2 separate regions of the Homo sapiens genome follow, and region 2 is linked to region 1. Evidence: read pairs that join two places in POLR2A ChIA-PET (ENCODE). Cell type or tissue: PC-9. All regions are shown on one strand. Links, peaks and the distances in the headings refer to the core of each region. The heading gives the core; the rest is flanking DNA. Region 1 overlaps ENOX2 (ecto-NOX disulfide-thiol exchanger 2). Region 2 holds the start of SMARCA1 (SNF2 related chromatin remodeling ATPase 1).

What was found. Peaks named below come from ENCODE experiments on the same cell type or tissue, not always from the same donor. Only the 100,000 strongest peaks of a DNase experiment are listed, where the experiment ranks them.
Region 2: POLR2A ChIA-PET joins it to region 1 with 16 read pairs; 1 of 35 experiments calls an interaction of 5 or more read pairs at or near these places.

What each region holds. Positions count from the first base shown.
Region 1 is chrX:130,828,017-130,830,822 of GRCh38, forward strand. All of the region lies in intron 2 of ENOX2 (ecto-NOX disulfide-thiol exchanger 2), which reads right to left. It overlaps LOC124905217 (a long non-coding RNA gene), which reads left to right. Exons shown (of 2, transcript XR_007068334.1): 1 at 1-93. Among named protein-coding and RNA genes, the nearest start is that of ENOX2-AS1, 27 kb to the left of the region's middle. In PC-9, for the core only: no CTCF peak of the experiment used is centred there; a DNase peak (open chromatin) is centred at 1,725; H3K27ac peaks cover 1,429 bases.
Region 2 is chrX:129,520,884-129,523,689 of GRCh38, forward strand. SMARCA1 (SNF2 related chromatin remodeling ATPase 1) reads right to left here and starts at 2,607. Exons shown (of 25, transcript NM_001282874.2): 1 at 2,314-2,607. The coding sequence starts at 2,487. In PC-9, for the core only: a CTCF peak has its summit at 1,378; a DNase peak (open chromatin) is centred at 1,518; H3K4me3 peaks cover 2,500 bases; H3K27ac peaks cover 755 bases.

The DNA of each region.
Region 1 (2,806 bases), core at 217-2,716:
GAAATGGATTGAGAAGTGATGTGAACCTGCTCAACTGCAAATGGTATCCCAATATCCGAGTTGATGCTCCAGCCACTAGAACGGTGTAACCTGGTAAGATCACAATTATTACCACAATCTTTTTAGAGCAAGAAAAATAGATATGAGCAAATATCTGAGGCAGAAAGCAAGCCCATAATTCATACTAACTAATCTGCTTTGTGGTCTCTAGTAAAGGTAATTTAGCTTCTGGGTTCAAATTACTTAACTAGCACATACAAGGGGAAATTAGGGGTACAATACAAGTTTACTTTCCGTTTTCAGTTGATAAAACTTTGCATTAATATTAGTCAGTCAGCTTAACAGAAGAAATTAACAGGCTAATAAGATGAAATACATTTAACAAGAAAGACTAAGATTTTAGCTAGGATAATTAAATCTAATATTTTTCTTAAATGAAATTGATAGGAAAACAAAAACTTCTGGTCTAATTTATGTTTGTAATTAATACCATACGGAAAGTAACATTGGGATTAAAACATCTATATTCATTGAGCTCTTTTTTAGCCCTATATGATCCATTTTGATTGTTACACAAAATCATTTAAATGAGGGGCTCTCCCCCATATTTCCTTTCTGTAAAATAAAATAATAATCAATACAACTCAGTAGGAAGTTTTCAAATCCAGGAAGCAAAATAGGTGCTGCTCCCAAAGGAGTTCTGAGGGTCAGTTATAAATGAAATTATATTACATTTTTCAGCCTCATATGATGCCTTTTCATCAAGGAGCTCAAAGATTTCCCAGGAATGGCCAACGTCCTGGGATCAGTAGAATTAAGCCGTGAATGGCGTCTTTGTCTAGAAGTGAAAGGCAATGGTGACCTTCCTAGACTGAGAACTGAGTAGATCAGCCTTATGATTGTCTCTGGTTCTATTAACCCACTATCACTGGCATGGCATTCAACTCAAAAGGAAGATTTCACTGTTAAAAGTAATCTATGTGTTTTTAGTGTTTATTGTAACATATAACAAATGTGCACTTCTTTATTTAGCCCTTCTAGCCTCACCCCATCTTCAATGTACTGGCTGATCCTGCTCCTACTTTCAGATCTTTCTCTCTGATGGGCTACTTGTTGCTCTTCGGTGCTCCATGAGAATAAGAAGCAATAAGAACAAAAGTCACCTATTCCTCAATAGCTGGCATAAGAAGTCATATATTAGGGCAGGATACTATAACAGCAATAACTGCTGTTATTAAATGCCCATTACATGCCAAGCCCTATATGGTCAGGTATTTTACATGCACTATCTCATTTAATTTTATCCACAAACTATCAGATAAATATTACTGCTTACTTATTTTGTAGAAGGGGAATTTGAATATCAACTGGCTAATTTATTTACCCTAGGTCTCACAGCTAAGTAAATGGCAGACTCAGGATTCAAACCAAGGTTCGTCTGGTTCCAAAATACATTTTCTATGCCACACTATCACCCTGAAGCAAAATGAGGTGCTCTAAATAGGGTGTTAGGGGTATGCATGCCTGTAAGCATAAGGAATTCCAAACTTTCAGACATTTTCTGGCCCAAGAAATGATACAGAACTTTGGGTAACAATAATGGCTAACATTTTTTGAGGGTACAGTACATGCCAGAAACTGTTCTAGGAGCTTTACACACATTGACTCATTCAATCCTTACAATAACCCTCTTAAGGTATATGCTACTATGACGCCCATGGCAATGATGAAGCAACTCTGGCATTAAAAGGTGAAATGACTTACTCAAGATTGCACAGCTTAGAACTGGTGGAGCTAGAATTCAAATTTCAGCAGTCTGGCTTCAGAGTCTACATATTTAACAAAAACATTTTATTAATGAGAAATTGGTTGAGATCAAGAATTGTCACAAGAGGAAAAAGAAAATAATCACAGAGTTTTAGAGTTAAGAAGAACCTTAAAGATTATTTAGTCCAATCTTCTTATGTTCCTAATGAGAAAAGAGAGGCAGAGCAATATTAAGCAACTTGCCTAAGGTCACATGGCTTGTAATTAGCTGAGCTTGCATCACAGCCCAGGCCTTCTGACCCCTAGTCATGTGCTCATTCTATTATATCATATTATATTCTCCCTGATGCACTCATGTAACAAAATGTGAGTTGAATTCAATTAAATTGCCTTTCTGGACCTGCACCTGAGCTACTAAACTTGAATGGGGAAAAATGCACATAGCTGAGCAAATGGGCTTCACGTTCATTTAAAGCATTCATGATCACAAGCCTCAACTGAGCACTCATCTCTGCTCAACAATGCTACTTCTGTATTAAACTTGCTTTCCCACTCTTTAAAGTGACAATATCTTCATTGTTATCTTCAATCCTCCTATATTTTCCCCCACTCCACTCCACTTCCTGCCATTAACTAATGATATGCCTCATACTTCATGGAGAAGAAAAAGGTATCAGAAGAAGTAGCTCTTTCATCTTCCTACCACCAAATCTGCAAACCTGTCTATGTCTCTATCTATATTCTGTGTTGTTAAAATGGAACAAGTGTCGCTAAATCCCATCCTTTCTTGCTGCTTAGACTGCAGATGTTCCTCTTTCTTCTTCTGCATCATCATTTCTGTCTTTCTACTGGAAGTTGGCCTTGGCTCCTACTCTTTCAACATTCCATATATTCCAACCATCGGTTAAATCTTATCTTTTGATTATAATTCTAAAATACATCTTGAATCTGTACATTTTTCATCACCATTGCTAACATCATCCAAGTCACCATGTTCTCTTATCTAGGCTCCTGCAGTAAGTAAATAGCCTCCTAACTG
Region 2 (2,806 bases), core at 307-2,806, 1.3 Mb before region 1:
TTTATTTATTTTGAGACGGAGTCTCACTCTGTTGCTCAGGTTGGAGTGCAGTGGTGGGATCTCGGCTCACTGCAACCTGAGCCTTCCGGGTTCAAGCGATTCTCCTGCCTCAGCCTCCCAAGTAGCTGGGATTACAGGTGCCTGCCACCACACTTGGCTAATTTTTTTTTTTTGGTATTTTTAGTAGAGACGGGGTTTCACCATATTGGCCAGGCTGGTTTCGAACTCCTGACCTCAAGTGATCTACCCGCCTCGGCCTCCCAAAGTGCTAGGATTACAGGCGCGAGCCACCGCGCCCGGCTGGAAAAATTATTTTTAAAAATCAACACAACACTGCAAGAGTCTGGTAGGTGGTTACTTAATTGAGAGGGAACAACCTGCGGGATTTCAGGTGCCTTTGTGTCACTGTCAAAGTACACTAACTGATGGCCATGAAGAAGAGGTTAATCTGCACTTTTAGTATGCAATTTAAAGTGTCAAGGTAGTATGTAATGTATTTCATTTTTTAAGGAAAAATTAAAAATAAAAATGGATATCCAGGAAGTTCCTGACATACAGCACCTCATTTCCCTGTCCTGGGTGGACAAATGAAGTACTGGTAGGGCAATTTCTAATGAGGCAAGAGTTGACAAATATGTAGGCATCAACTCAGTGTTTATATTATATAGCTTTTTTATTGGTCTCCCGTTTTTTCACAATACAAAATTTTATACAAAATTCAAAAATTTATACAATCTGGAAATTCGACAACCTCTCCTGCCATACAAAAGGCAGTTTGGCACTCACATTTGCCCAGTCCAGGGAATAAAAGGCACACAGACATTTCCGAATTTCACAACATTTGATTTATATTGATGCTTGGTATTACACCCACTTTTAACCAACAATATTGTCTTACTAATCCAAGTACCGCGTAGATCTTACAATGTGTATGTTTTCTACGGTTTTCATTTAGCACTACAATTGTCCTTCTGTTTAGTCAACCTTGTAATAGTAAAATATGTCACAGAAGCAACTGCTAAATTTAAAATTACTCTTCTCATTTAAGGCGAAAGGTGTTCATTTTCCTCAAAAGCTTTTCATTTGGTCGTATAGTATCATATAATGATTCAGACAAAGCCACTTGAGATCTCTAAAGCATAATTACCCACCTTTTTAAAATTGCGATATGACTACTCGTAAATAGGAAAAAATCCACACATAAACCATTAGTTATGCAATTTTATCATACATCAAAAATGCTTATGCCCCATCCTATTTTTATGTCAATTTTTCAACGTTTTATAGTTTTATTTGCATGTCTCGGGCCACACGAAATGTGCCTTATGGAGATAATACATATTTTCTGGATTGGCTTTAATATGTGTCAGAGCAGTTCCCTTACGTTAGAAGCAGCTCATCTTGGCGACGCTGAGTTTTTTAAAAATTAAAGGAGAAAAAAAAAAAAAACCTGTGTGTGTCCAGGAGCCAGCAGCGCCCACTAGGAGAGGGAGGCGGAAGCCTGGAAAGCTTGGGGCCGGATTGAGGGACCATTGGGGTGGCCCTGGAGTGAAACCCTATACCGTCGGGGGCGGGGCAGAAGAGGGTGAGGGTGCAGATGTTGGAAATTTTCCTAAGCCAGCGTCCACGGTTCCTCAGTTTGGGGGGGCGGGGGGGTACGACGCAGAGAGCTCCTTTCCTCGGGGTGACACCCCCACCTCGGCAGGCGGGGTTCAAACGAACAAGGGATGGTTTTTTTCCTGCCATCCAAAAGACCGACATTGCCAATGAAAGAAAGAAATGTCTTCCCTGTCACCCTCCACCCAGCAACCACCAGCACCTTGAAATTCAAATTACAAAAAAAGCCCCAGCAAAACCCCTTTAGCGCGAGTGTGGGATTGAAGGGCCCAGATTTCCCAGGCAGAGGCCGACGGGAAGGCGGGGGGAGAGGGAGCGAGCGAGAGGAGAGGGAGAGGCGGAGGCTTTTTCCTGCACAGCCCCATCCCCCACCCCGTTACCCGAGTTCCGGGAAGGTGGAGGGGGTCGGGGGCTGTCGAGGGGCTCCCGAGCCCCCAGGCCCCGGGAGAGCGGGCACCCCTCCACCCCGCGCCGCTCCCGCCCGCGCCCAGCCCCGCCCCCGTCCTCCAGGCGGCGAGAAGGAAAGGGGGAGGGGAGCGAACGCCAGGCGGTTCCGCCGCCGACCCCCGCACCCGCCGCCCCTAGCCCCGCAAAGCTCCGCGGGTACCTGTCGGCGCCGAAAGGTCAGGGTTTGGGCCCCTCAGAGGGGCCAGGCACAGGATTTGTCCACCACACACACACCCCCTTCCTATTTACCTCCTTCTTCTTCTCGCCCTTCTCCGTGGCCGCGGTGGCTTCGGTGGCCGCGGCGGCCGCTCCCTCCTCCTGAGAGGTGGACGGCCCGGGCTGCTCGTCCTCTATGACCACGATAGTGGCGGTCGCATCCGCGGCTGCCACGGTGGCTGCCACTGCGGCAGTGTCCTGCTCCATGCCGTGGGAGCGGGAACGAGTAGGGGGACAAGGCAGGGGACGAGGGCTCCTGGGCGGCGGCAGTGGCTGCACTGGAAAGAGCTAGATGGAGCAGGGGTGGGGAATCACTCCGCTTCCAACCCCTTCGCTCAGGCCCCCCCTTCTTTAAATAACCCTCAACCCTGCCCCACTTCCGTCCACCCACCCTACGTCATGGCCTCCCCCCGTCACTCTCCCCCCTTCCTCCACCCCCCCCCCCTCAACGATCGCGAGACTCCCCTTCCCCACCCAGAGCCCGGGCCGGCCCCGCACGACCAACTGTTGCCTGAGTGTGGGGCGC